Linked DNA regions of Homo sapiens: region 2 is linked to region 1. Evidence: chromatin loops called from intact Hi-C (ENCODE). Cell type or tissue: IMR-90. All regions are shown on one strand. Each heading gives the region's core, and the rest is flanking DNA. Links, peaks and the distances in the headings are about the cores only.

Region 1 (6,773 bases), core at 711-5,710:
ATTCAGTTAGAGTAAAATATGTTTGCCTGAAACTTAATTGTTTTATCAAGTTTTCCTTTACGTGCCACAGGCATCTTACGAATAACTAATTTATTCTTGGGAAATTTTGTGTTTTCCAAGCTCAAAGCTATAGGAATACAGGAATACAGACACTTATTTCCAAATGTGAATTTTTCTTTTTTAGCTCTCATTAAGAACTCATCGGCATCTTAAATGTTGTTCAGGTAGCACATAAATCTCACTGCGAAAATTTTGTTATTTCTGGATGTTCTCATTTCTCCCTTGATGGTTTCTGAGCTGTGAACTATTTTCTACAGTTTAGTTATTTTGCAACTTTTAAAACAAAATTCCATTGGTGGGAAGTTTCTAAGATTGTGATTCTTTTATATGTACACATTATCTGGTTTAAATATGAGTGCCATCCATCTTCTCCAAGATCCAGCAAGCTCTGCTCTTAGCTTTACAAACATGGTCCTCTAATTCTGAACATCTGAAATTTCTCTGGGTAAAACCACCTCACCTGTAGTCATTAACAATATTTAAGGGTGACTTGGTAATCCTCTTAGGAACTTTGAGATCCATGTTTTCATTATATCACCTCACCTATTGTTTTGTTTGCTGTTCTACTATAATTGCATCAATTTCCCCAAAGCACACCATGTACCATAGTCAGATTGTCTACATGTATAAAAGCAGCAATCGGATCTACATGCTGTATTAAAGTTCCATTTCCATTGTTCTACTAAAGAGGCAAATCTTATTGCCTCTGTAAGGTCTTAGCTTTATCAAAATTATTCTAAACAGACACCATGAAAATCTGTGCTCTAATTCTCAGCCTATGGGAAGGTGCTCACGATGAAAACCCTTGGAGGGTTACCCTTCAGTGGAGCAAATATTATTACACTTAAAACACTTACGAAACTGTTTCCATCTTGTTAAAAGTATTGTACTCAAGTCTTTCTTGTCCTAGTGTGGAGATGACTCCATGTCATTTTGCAGAAAGCATCTGAAGTGTTTCCAAATTTCTATAATTTGGAAACTAGCATAAAATTTAAAGAATTATTATTTTTTTCTGCACAATGCACATACTATTGCACTATTTTGCATCCTCATGCTCCCCTCTCTAGTGGATAGTGCCTCAACACTGTACCTCTTGCCTAAGATTTAAACCTGCTCTGTAGTCACACAATCATCCTAAAATGCTATACAATAGAGAACCGATTTCGCACACCCCCAAACAACACATGCTCTTAATCAGTCCCTCAAACCAGAGCTCTCTGCTAAAGCGCATCCTGCCTCTGCTGGCTGGAGCTTTCACAAACCAAAGCCCAAATAAAGGAACAGTGTGGCTGCTGTAGCACCTCCACTCCCTGCTCAGTACAGGAATTCTTTAATAAGCACATGTGTAGTACAGGACAGTAGTACATTCCCTCCCTGCATTCTAGCGCGGGGACACATCTTTTTCCTTGCACAATGGATCACAATGCTAAAAAGGGAAAACATGATAAGATACAAAAACACAGCTTTTTACTTTCAGAGATGGACGATACAGGCAAATATCTATTTTTTTTTTTAACCTGTCAGCCCTCCCGAAAGTCCAAATGTAAGCTGCCACACATGCATGGGTCTTTCCTTAAAGAAATTGTTTGATGAGCCCACTTAACAACAAAGTGCTTTAGATCACGTCCGAAAATATATGTAATCTACCCTTTTAAAAATGGAAACCTATGATTGCCAGAAAGATATCTTCTGCAAGCTTTGCTCTGGGTAGTTTGTACTGAAGTAAAACCGTCACCACCCACTCCCCATTCAAGCGAGATTTAAAAAGGCAGGCGAACTGAAAGGAACCACAAGTCAGTCCGTCCCCATCAGAAAACAGAGATCAGAGCAAATCACAATGCTGAGGAACGGCTCGACTACTCAAAGACCATCTCCCTCAGGACGAGACAGAGATATGGAGCCATTTTTCACTAGGTTCACAAGAAAATGTCAGCTCACAGCTGCTAGTGCACTGCCAGAGCGCATCTTAATTTGGTCCAAAGGGACTCAGCCAGTCACCCTCACAGAACATTTTCTTAAAGAGTCCCCATTACAAATGTGATTCCCTCAGCTCCGAGCATCTTCTTGTTATAGTCTGTGGCAACTGCATGGCACCGAACTGCATCCTATTCAGAACTAAATGCTTCCCCCCATTTCCTCTTAACATCATGTGAATTAGACACTTCTGAGTCAAAGGGGAAAAAAAAGAGGAAGAGAAAAAAGCATCTCTTCCTACTCCCCACCCTTCTCCACGTTCTTGACTAATACCTCTGGGCAGTTTACTTCAGAATAGAGCAGATTCTTGACCAGGGCACAATGGCAAATTGGCATACAAGCCCCTTGCTATCACGGAAAGCACAAGCAATGCTTTCTTTGTAAAAACACAGGAAAATACACATGCTGGAACAAAAGACACTCTATCTGCACAGCAAGAAACAAGAGAAATTATGTGTTTGTTTTACACACATCTGTACCCACTGGTTGTAAAAAAGGCTTTAAACCTATTTTAATTATAACACATTGTATTTTTTTCCCCAAACCAGGTCCCCATAAAATTAATTTTTTAAGCTTCGGCTCCAATAGGAGGTAAAACACACTCTGCTGGAAGAATACCTGGTGTGTGTCTTTGTTGATGGGGTGCCATTTCAAACTTATTATATTTGAAGTCAATTACGTGGGAAATAAAGATAAGGCAAATGCACTTGGTTCTCTGAACTATTCTGACATTAGAAGAAATGCCAAGTCAGCAGATATCTGCTGTTTACATTTCACAATAACCTAATCATGCATTTGCAGCTTTCTGGAGCAAAACACTAACTGTTCTCCAAACAGCCACCTGACAATCTAAGGCTGAAACACACATTCTGACTCAGAAGGAGACATCATGATGGCTCTCCACTGGCTGTATTAAACAAAAGCTCCGCAAACAAACGAGAGGCATTTGGCAAATGAAGTGAGAGTCGAATCAAGTTTAGGTTCACATCTGGTGGAATATGGCACTGCTTTCCCCAGGGGTTGAGGAGCAGAAGGGTTTGGAGGCTATAAATAGAACACACACACATATGCACATACAGATATTTAAGCCAGACCCGGGTCAGTTTCAGCTTACTAACCTAGAGCTCTGTTCAAAGGAAGCAGAGAAGCCGCACGTCCTCTCCCACCTTTCCATGGTCCTCAGTCAGTGTCTTCTCAAACCACCTGTACTGATCCAACCCATTCGCAGATAAAAATAATTTTCTTGATAGAAGTAGTCTCAGCTGAGCTTTGATTTTTCAACATGGATGTCTAGAATTTTCCTCTTTAAGCCAGACACAGCAACACAAAACTGCCGCTGAGCTCTTTTGTTTTCCCTCCTCTCAAAGATGAAGCATGCAGCACTTCTCTCTCTCTCTCTCTGTCTCCCTCTGCCTCTCCCTCTCTCCCTCTCCCTCTCTCTCCTTCTCCCCTCTCTCGCTTATGCTCTCTCCCTCCGTTTCCCTTTCCCCAACCCCCACCAGCAACCTCGCTCGCTTCCCGGTCAGTCAGGGGCATTTACATCTCTCAGCACAAGAACCTGTGTTATCTACGCGCCTGTCTCTCACTTTTGGGTTTCCTCTGGGAAAGGGAGGGGGGCGGCTCTAGGTGAAGTCAGGTGACCCCTCCATTAAAAGCCAGTGAGATGGATGGAGTGTGTGAATTTTAATATACACACAGGCACATTTACATTACAAAGCAGCGAGGAAAATCTAGCTCCTAGAGATTAAGCATTTTTGTTTTTGCTTTCATAGTCCCCTTTTACCAATTAAGAGAAGCTAGTATAGTATAATGAAATGTAATTAAACTTTTCAGTGTTAATAACAAGGCTGTATCCTTTCAGAATCATCCAGCTGAACAATTCTTTTAAACTTGTAAGCATGACTGTTTCTTTTCCTTTCAAGGGTCAAAGAATCAGTCATTTTACTACTTACACACTTTTTCAAATTGGTCTTTTCTTTGACATCCATTTAAACTTATCTTGAAGTTAAGGACCATTGTAAAAGACAATAAAAATAATAATGTGAAAGGAAAAAAAAATAAGTGACAAAAACACCAAAGCACATAGCATAGGTAGAAATCAATAGTTTGCTGTTGTGGAACTAGATTCAATAATGAGTAATGCTTTGCTCTGAGACAAATAATTTTTCCCTTCTCTGTTTCAGTGTCTCTGTCTTAAATAGAAAATAAATGTAATAAATATAGCAAGTATCCTCTTCTTGCAACCCAATCAAGCAAGCCTAGTAGAGAAGGGTGTCCAGATGCTAAGACCACACAGCACCCCAGAGACAGAAACAACTGGAAAAACTTGTGCTAACCTAGTATAGTATTGAAGATACATTTATAGTCTATGGACCTAGGCCCTAAAGAGTAAATTTGACACCATCTTCTCCTCTGCTGCAAAGTTTTTAATATCCAGTGGAGACCATCTCTTCTATCTCTACCACTGAATAGAAAAGATACGTAATCTGCTGTTAGGAATACTGTAAAGAAAAATGAGATAATATCCACTTTCTTTCAAGGGTCAAAGAATCAGTCATTTTTTTGAACACTCAGATAAAAAGTACTTTGTAAGGCTAGGTGATAAATTATTAGAATGAAGACCAACAAGCATCAGAAGAAAACTCTTATTTGGCATTTGGTGTTCTGTCCACGGATTCTTAATTCAGGAGCATGATGATACTGGTGCCTCAGCAAAAGAGGAAAATAGAGGAAGAGCTGACATAGAATCACATTATCCTTGCCACAAAAGATAACATTTCAAACTCTTACACAAACAGCCTCTCCCTCCTTCCAGAATGATGTTGGAAGAGTGTTGCATTTGCTGCTGGGACTGAGGACTGCAGCCGAAATACACCCAGTCCCCTCCATCAACACCTAAAATGAATAAGAACTATTCACTGTTCTTGCTGGCTTTGTATTTGCAAAGCTTTACCTTGCATGGAAAAGATCCCATTTAAGCTTTTAAAATAAATTATATGCTAACTGGCTGCAAATTTAGCTTCAGTTTGTGCTACAAAAATTGGCACCAAAACATTGGACAATAAAAAAATCTTCCCTCGAAAAGTAAGTCGGCTTAGGCAAATTTAGAAAGACCTAAAATGTTATAGGAAAAAAACATAAAAGATTTCACTTTATAGCTTCTAATAACCAAATCTGCTGTTCTTTCACCTTTTCTTTTTTCCCTCTAGCATTGGCTGTTTTCATTTTGCATTTATTCAGAGTTTTGTTTTGTTTGTTTTCCCTACTTCACCCACTGGCTTTTGTTCTTTTGGCCATGGAGTCACTTTCCTTGAATGTGCAAAATGTAGGCAAGGACAGACAGTGAGAAAGACATATTACCTTAGATCAGATAATTTGTGAGCTTTAACCCTAACACTAGTGTATTTTCTGAGAAGACCACAGGCAGGACAGACACACCTAAGCATATCCAATACAGACACAACTTTCAGGCTCCAAGCTATTCTAACAGAGACTTGATGAACATGGAATATGGACTGCATGTATTTTCTATTAAAAACAGAAAGATCATGACTTAAAGAAGCCTATTAAAACTTACCAAAGACAGGCCAGTCCCAAAAAAAAAAAGATTGATATAAATTGGCAAAAACAGTATAGCAACTAACCCTAGCCAACTTTTCAAAATGCCTTCCATTACTCAAGGAACAAACTGAAGTGCTGACAGAGGGTAGAATAAATGTTTACTAATGCACTCATTTATTCAACTAATGTTCACTGAGCACTTCTTTTGTGCTAGGCACCATACTAAGCACTGAGGGGTACAAGAAAAAGAAAACAGAGTGTTTTTCAGAAACTCAAAACAGGTACCCATTAACATGTAATAGATGTTGGTACAAAGTGCTATGGAGTGTCAGAAAAAGAAGAAAAATTCTCCTTAAGGCGAGGCAGGACAGTCACATAGAATAGGTAACCCTCGAACTGAGCCTTTAAGTATGTGTCAGTTTTCTAGGTAAGTAAAGGCAGGGGGTTTTCAGGCAGAGACACAAAGAACACGAACAAACCTAAAGGGCTGCGAGTGATCTTAAATGTTCTGCCAAGGAATTTGTGCTTCATCTGAGATGTAATGGCAAGTTATTTAAAGTTCTTTGGCTAGACAATTACATGTTTTACAAAGATTATTTTAGCAGCAAGGTGAAGGGCAGATGACAGCAGTGTTTTCCAAACTTTCCTAATTATAAGAATTACCTGCAAGTTATAGTAAATATATATATCACTGGGTTCCACTCCAAATCTAGAGAAGTCCAAGAATATCTATTTTTAAGCAGTATCCCAGGCAATTATTATTATCATAAAATTTCTGGAAACACTGGTTTTGTAGTGTTTGCTGAGTACCAGAATCACCTGTAGAGATTTTAACCAATCAAATGCAGGCCACCTCTAAATTACTTGAATCAGAACATCTGGGGATAGAAACCGGAAACATTGTTGATTTTAATCTTCTAAGGTGGTTCCAATGCATCCGAGGTTGGTAATCATTGGTTTGGAGAGAGGCAAGACAGAAAAAAGACTATTTAGAAGCTGTTGTAGAGGATATTTGGGTGAAACAACAGAATTCAACTAGCTCAAGTAAAGGAGTACTCGTGCTACAAAAGGCAATATCATAAACATAGGAAACACAGTAACGCTGTACGAAGCCTCACAGGAACTGGGGCTAAGAAGCCACTAAAAACCAAGAATCCTCTTCTCTCTCTCAGTGGCTG
Region 2 (6,773 bases), core at 923-5,922, 48 kb before region 1:
ATAACAGACTTGGCATTAGAAATGTTGCATCCTTATGTCTGTGGGGAAAATAGGATGAATATCTAGATTTACCTGAAGAATTTCTCTGCCTCCAGCTTTCCAACATTCTGGAGAGCCAGTTTCCCTATACCTTCTATGTGAACCAATTAATAGGATGTTAAAGAAAAAGGTAAGAATTTGTTTGAACTCAAGGATCTGACACATGCTGTTCCAATCAATTTTACATTCTAATAAAATAAACAATTGAAGTCTTACAAATACTGCATGTCCAAATAAAATAATACCCATTTTTTGTATAATAAACTAAAGCTTATCAAATAGCTTCCCTTAAGGTTGAAGGAAAAAAAATAAAGAAAAAAAATCCAACTGTAAGTGACCTTCAAATAACCTAAGCATTGTGTTGGCAAGTTTAGTAAGACTATGTTCTCCAAAAGTTTACAGAAGTGACATTGTCATCAGTATGTCTACTGAAAAAGGAGTGAGTGATAGAAACCACTACGTTTAAAAAAATCATTTAGTTAGAATTATGATCGTGTATTGGGGTTTATGCAGGATCTTGCACGAAGAAAATAAGCAAGTTGCAACCCTCTTTCTTTTACTTTCAACGACAAAGGTCATGCCAAGGGTTTGGAATCCTATTGCTGCTATTAAGAGCTCTTTCTATGCATTAAACTTGTCTCACCAAAGCAGGTGTTTGACATATGAGGGGCCTGGCTGCAGTACTATCAATAGTTTCATTACAGGGGACTTACTCTCCAAACATACCTTTCCTGTGGACAGAATTTAATTTGAACCATCTTTTCTAGAGGGTAGTTGTTTGTGATTATTTTCTTGAAATAAGTAAAAAGTTTAAATAGAGGTGATATGCAACTCCAGTTTAATGTGTGCACTAATCTTTCACTTTATATAATTTATCATCTATAATTTTAGTTATTATAAATATTTAGTTAAATCTACTCGGTTATCTTTCATTAACTATGAACTCATAATCTACAAAAATATATCAAATGGCTGCATTTCCACATTTTCCAGAATCATATATCATAGTACTGTGGCTAGATAAGATTACCTAAAATGCAGATAAATTCTTTTGTAAATATGTCAAAATATATCTAATTAACTATATATAAAATTACAAATAAATCCTGCCTTCCTAAGAGGGATAAATTTAGAAGCAACATTTGGAGAAACACAGTACTGACATCTGATAAGTATGACTTTGTTTTTCCCCTAAGCTATAAATAGTAATAGCTAACACTGAATGCTTCCTATGTGCCAGTCATACAACACTGAGTGTGTACTAACTCACTTAATCCTTATAATACACCTATGAGATTCAAACTATTAGGGATCTCATCTTATGGATGAAGAAACTGAGGTACAGAATAATTAACTTGCTCCTAGACACAGCTAGTAAGTGAAGCTGACATTTAAATCTGGACAGTATGGGTCTAAAATCAGTCATCTTAACCATTAGTTGTATAATTTATTTAGATATATAATTTATAATTTATAAAATATTATTCATTACATGTCAGAATAATCTCTTACATTTAATAATGAAGACCACGAGAAATGGTCCATTTGTGGTACAGGACACCACCATATACAAAGCAGCTTACTAATGTACAGCTGTCGTGGGAAAAGATGTTTCTAAATCATTTGTACCCTGGGGACACTACATGCCATTTTATTCAAAGTCCATGGAGATTAATTTCTCAAAGGATAAGTTGAGAAAAAATCATCTTTTCCTTCATCAGAAAACCAAATAATCAACTTTTATTTCTCAAAGGTAAGAAAGATCAAATAGACAACCCTTGGATCTAACCTGTGGTTCCACAAAGGATATAAAAATAGCAAGTGTGATGAATGGATCATAAAATTGTTCCTTCTGGGGAAATTCTGTGATTTAATGCCACACAGTATGTAAGGAGAATCGCAACATAATTGATTGAAATCTGAAATGGAGATACAGGGGGCCTAATCATTTTTCTAGAAGAACTCTGAAGAAAGAGTTGGACCTAACGTTTAAAAAGCTAACATCTAACATTAACTCTAGTAAGCAATTATACCAGTGCTTAAACCAATATTACATAACCAAGAAAAAAATAGGAAATCTATGTATTCTGTTTACATTTTTACTCACCCACACTGTACCAGTTCTTCCTCATGGCTGGGTCCTCTCTAATAAATGGAATTTTTGTATAACATCTTTTAGGTCACCTAAGCAGTGATGTATAAAATCACTGTATATGTATGTATATGCCCAGAATGTATATGCCCAGAAAAATAATGAAGTCTCTCAGCATATAGTTAGCTATCACAGAGTGACTAAGGTAGCATAAGAATTAATCTCAAATAATCCTACTATTTGTAGGTTCCTTTAAAAAAATCAATATGCCTGTACCTTCAAGTTACCAAGGGCATATGTATGACATATGTGGGTTACCTGATACTTTAGAAAGCAGAGAATAGATATCCCCTTATCACAGAGGCAGGTCCCGGGTAGATGCAGAATTTTGAAAGGAACATATTGAAATCTTCTAATTTGTGCTTATCTTGAAATTAAATTCAGTCTTCTAGTCATTCCAATTTTTTCCAACCTATTAAATTGTGAGAAATCTGCAAAGAATTTATTGAGAAGGTTCTCAAAGAACTAAGATGGTAGCTTTTTACTAAGAAACTGATTATATCAAGGCTGAAGGGTAAGATTTGTTCAGACAAGCTTTCCTAGCTAGCATCCAATGAGTATTAGAATTTCCAAGTCTAATTTATAAACCCAAACATAAACAGATAAAAATAATAATTTTTATTTTCTTCAAGAGAAGAGAAAAATGTAAGGTAGAGTGAAGTAACATTTAGACTCAGAAAATTTAAATCAAAGAACTGACATAAACAACTAGCAAACTTGATTGTTTAGATTTTAATAAAATGTATTGTATAATCTATTATTACTTTTAGTGAGAGCAAAATATTATAGAAAAACTTTTTTATTTGTAAAATATATCTTGTTCCAAGGAAATAAGTATACGTAATTAACTAACACCCATAAAAGGTATGACTCTTTAATGTTGTCAATGAAGATTTAACATAATATTCTATAACAAATATAGCTCATTCTGCTCTTAAAACACATAATTCATTACCTCATTTGAATGTATTGTTTAATCTAGGAAATTGTATAATAAATAGCAGTAATAATATGGGAATAAGCAATGTAGTTTTACTTTCAAAACTAATATCCACCAGTAAAACTAAAATTTGAACTGTGAGAAGGCGATATATCTAATCATGACACTCTCAGGAGGAAATAGCACAACAATTTTAACCCATTATTTGTCATATTTCTGCATGGGAACATGTTTCAAAATAGGTTTCATAGGCCTAACACATAACCCAGGAATAATCGCACAAGTAATTTTGAGGGTATATTCATAGTCACCTTTCCATATTCAAATGTTACAAAATGAATTTCTACCAAAGACACTATTTTCATTCTTATTAGAGTTATTTGCTCAAGACTATAGCCAAAGAAATATAGATCTTAAATCTCATCATCAAAAAAGCCCAGAACTCTGGCTTCATTTTCAGGCACAATACCACAATGGCAAAACATCAGTCTCAGTGTGATATATCAGTTAATAACGTAAGCAGTAAGACACGGGCTAAATTTAACACATACTCAAAACAACCTCTGTTAAATAATTTAACATGAATGATATTAAGGACAATTAAATACATTTGTTTCTTAGACAGTTTGTCTAAGAGTCTTGAACTCTTTTGTGAGAATCCCTGGGGGAACTTAAATGTGGGTACTTATGTTTTATAGGATTGACCAGGAATAGTCTAAAATCAGAAGTCATAGCCCTCCTAAAGCCATATAGCTTAATTATAGAATAATATAATCATAGAATTATAGTTGGCTTATCTAGTTGATGCGATTCATATTAAAGGAAAAGGAAGATGTAAGAATGTGGAAATTATTGCCAAAGAGCACTCAGTAAAGTTGCTAAGAGAAAATGGTTAGTAAATCCCAGGCCACCTTAAGATATTAAGTTGTCTGTTAAGCATTGCAGTGATCAAGGAAGCATCCATACTTAGAAACGCATGATTAATCTTTTAAATAATATCCTAATATTGTTTAAATATACTTTGATTTTTCTTCAAAACAAAAGAAAAATGTAAACTGTTATTTTCTTTGGTCAATATATATGTTTATAAGATGGCCTTATAAATTCTATTGCTCATTGGATGCTGGCTAATAAAATACATTCATCCATTTTCTTTCAATCAACCATATTTATTTAGCACTTACTAAATTCAAGAAGGCCTGGGCCCTAACACATTTGTAAGTGTGGGCAGAGGCCTAGGAATTTGCATATTTAATAAGAACCATAAGTGATTCTGAAACAAGTAAGCTTCTGACCAAATATTGCAAAACATTGATAAGGGACTGCTTCAAGGGGGAGAGGCAATGACAACATCATGAAGGATGCAGTATTTGAGGTATTTCTAGAAAAATAGGTAAAATTAGGGTATGTAGAGATAGTATGAAGGGCAATTAAGAAGAGGAAAGAGACTAAGTTAGGCACAAGAGCAAGAGGGTGTAGAGTGAGGAAATAACCAGTGGCCTAGATTGGCTAACAATAAGAAAATTAGAGAGTAACAGAAGAGATGACTATAGGTCAGAGGGAAATTGATTTGGATCAGGAATGTCAAAACCAGGGAGTACTGACTCTATTAAATACATGACAGGGAGTTTCTAAAATTTCTTGAGCAGGTAAAAGCTTAATTCAAAGTATAGGGAGATAGATGTTGTGAAAGGTAGTTGAAGCCATGGGAGGAGGTAAGGTTGCTGGGGAGGCAAAACAGAACATGACGAAGCCACACTCGGGAATAACATTGAGGAGTGTCTACATTTGATTGCCTGGAGAAAGAGGAAAAAAGAAGGAAAACTGGGTGATAATGTTACCAAAATAGCAGGGGTGTGGTCTAGGTCCTGCTGCTTGCTGCACAGAAAGTCAATCACTGAGACAATGAGTACTGCCAGGGAAGAAGGCTTTAATTGGGTGCTGTAGCTGAGGAGATGAGAGATCACAATGAAATGATTAAAAGGATAACTAAAGGAAATGTATAGAAGAATGAAAAGGTTGAGTCAGGGGCACAGCATAGTAACATGTAGGAAGAGAGGATATAGACATTACATTGCCTGGGGACATCTCTTTCCCTCTCTAGGCCACTAGCATAGGTTCAAAACAGAGACTAAATTGCAATGCTTATATTCTGTGTAGACTAAAGACTGAAAAAGTAATGGAGCTTTACTAAAAGATGGGTTTCAAATGAGAGAGTCAGATGAAAGTGCAAGGGATTTCCAGCACCTATGATGGTACCATAGTTGTAGATGGCAGGAAAGCAAGGAGCAGAAGCTTTCAAGTCGAGTGCACAGTCATTTTAAAAATGAGAAGGTGCAGGAAATTGATGAGGGAGTTTACAGAACCCAACTGTCTCACAATTTGCATTAAAGTATGGGCGCCCTTATTTAGTTTGTGGAGTTCTCTATTCTGGCCCTTAGTTCTATTGCTCCTGTTGAGGAGGAAGGAGAAGAAAGGTTGCCTGCTCCTGTGTGCCTCTTTGAGGTGCCAGGAGATTACTCTGAAATGCTTTCCTAGCATGTAGCATGTCTTGTACAGCAATTCCAGCACTGAGACATGTACCCTGAGATATGCCAACACACTTCCAGCTGGTCCAAGGCTAGACCACCTAACTTTTGAGTTTCAACTTCTAATAACAATGCATAACAGCACTTGCCAGTTGCACCATTTTACTTCAGAAGGATGTCACATGAATCATTGAAGGAGTGACTTTAGAAGACCTTGAGCCAATTGGAGAGAAGCGCTCTAAGTGCCCAATAATTTCTCATTTTTAATATTCAGTGAAGATTTTTGAAATGTTAAAGAAAAAAATAGAGGAACTAGGAATAACAAATGGCTAGCAGGACACATTTACTGGAATGAAGGAGGATTGCAAAGCTATTTTCTCAATTATATTTTTTACATTAAAACAACGTTGCATTTTTAAGCCCTGCAGATAAAATGTCTTTTATGAAGAAAAGCTAATTAAGTTTCCTGAAAAATAAGGCAGCTGGTTAACAATTTACGTCTTTTTTGAAGCGTTAACGCTTATGGTTTTTAGGGCCCAAGTTACTAAGTTAATCTATAAGTGAATCCAAAGGTGAACTAATAGATCGAAAAATGGTTCATGCTTAGGTGTGGATTTCTGAGCACTAAAAAAATTTAAAAAATGACCATAGAACTATTTTGATCTTCACTTTTGAACAAATCAGGTTTATATGTTGTTTCCTTTCTAAACCTTCCATTGTACTTTTTAAAAATAAATCCCCATCACAGCACTGAAAACACGCACTATGCAACTGTTTACCAAGTATTAACTGTGGGTCAGGCACTATGCTGAATGACAGAAATGAAAAGTTAAACTAGGCCAGGCACGGTGGCTCACGCCTATAATCCCAACACTTTGGGAGGCCTAGGCGGGCAGATCACAAGGTCAGGAGATAGAGACCATCCTGGCTAACACGGTGAAACCCTGTCTCTATTAAAAGATAGAAAAAATTAGCCGGGCGTGGTGGCAGGCGCCTGTAGTCCCAGCTACTTGGGAGGCTGAGGCAGGAGAACGGCGGGAACCTGGGAGGTGGAGCTTGCAGTGAGCCGAGATTGCGCCACTGCGCTCCAGCCTGGGCGTCAGAGGGAAACTCG

What was found. Peaks named below come from ENCODE experiments on the same cell type or tissue, not always from the same donor. Only the 100,000 strongest peaks of a DNase experiment are listed, where the experiment ranks them.
Region 2: a loop joins it to region 1, with 4 times the contacts of the local background. A loop is called at or near these places in 3 of 110 quality-filtered maps.

Annotation. Positions count from the first base shown.
Region 1 is chr7:78,767,699-78,774,471 of GRCh38, forward strand. The region is part of intron 2 of MAGI2 (membrane associated guanylate kinase, WW and PDZ domain containing 2); the gene reads right to left. Among named protein-coding and RNA genes, the nearest start is that of MAGI2-AS2, 240 kb to the right of the region's middle. In IMR-90, for the core only: no CTCF peak of the experiment used is centred there; a DNase peak (open chromatin) is centred at 2,983; H3K4me3 peaks cover 1,976 bases.
Region 2 is chr7:78,719,021-78,725,793 of GRCh38, forward strand. All of the region lies in intron 2 of MAGI2 (membrane associated guanylate kinase, WW and PDZ domain containing 2), which reads right to left. Among named protein-coding and RNA genes, the nearest start is that of MAGI2-AS2, 290 kb to the right of the region's middle. In IMR-90, for the core only: no CTCF peak of the experiment used is centred there; no DNase peak of the experiment used is centred there.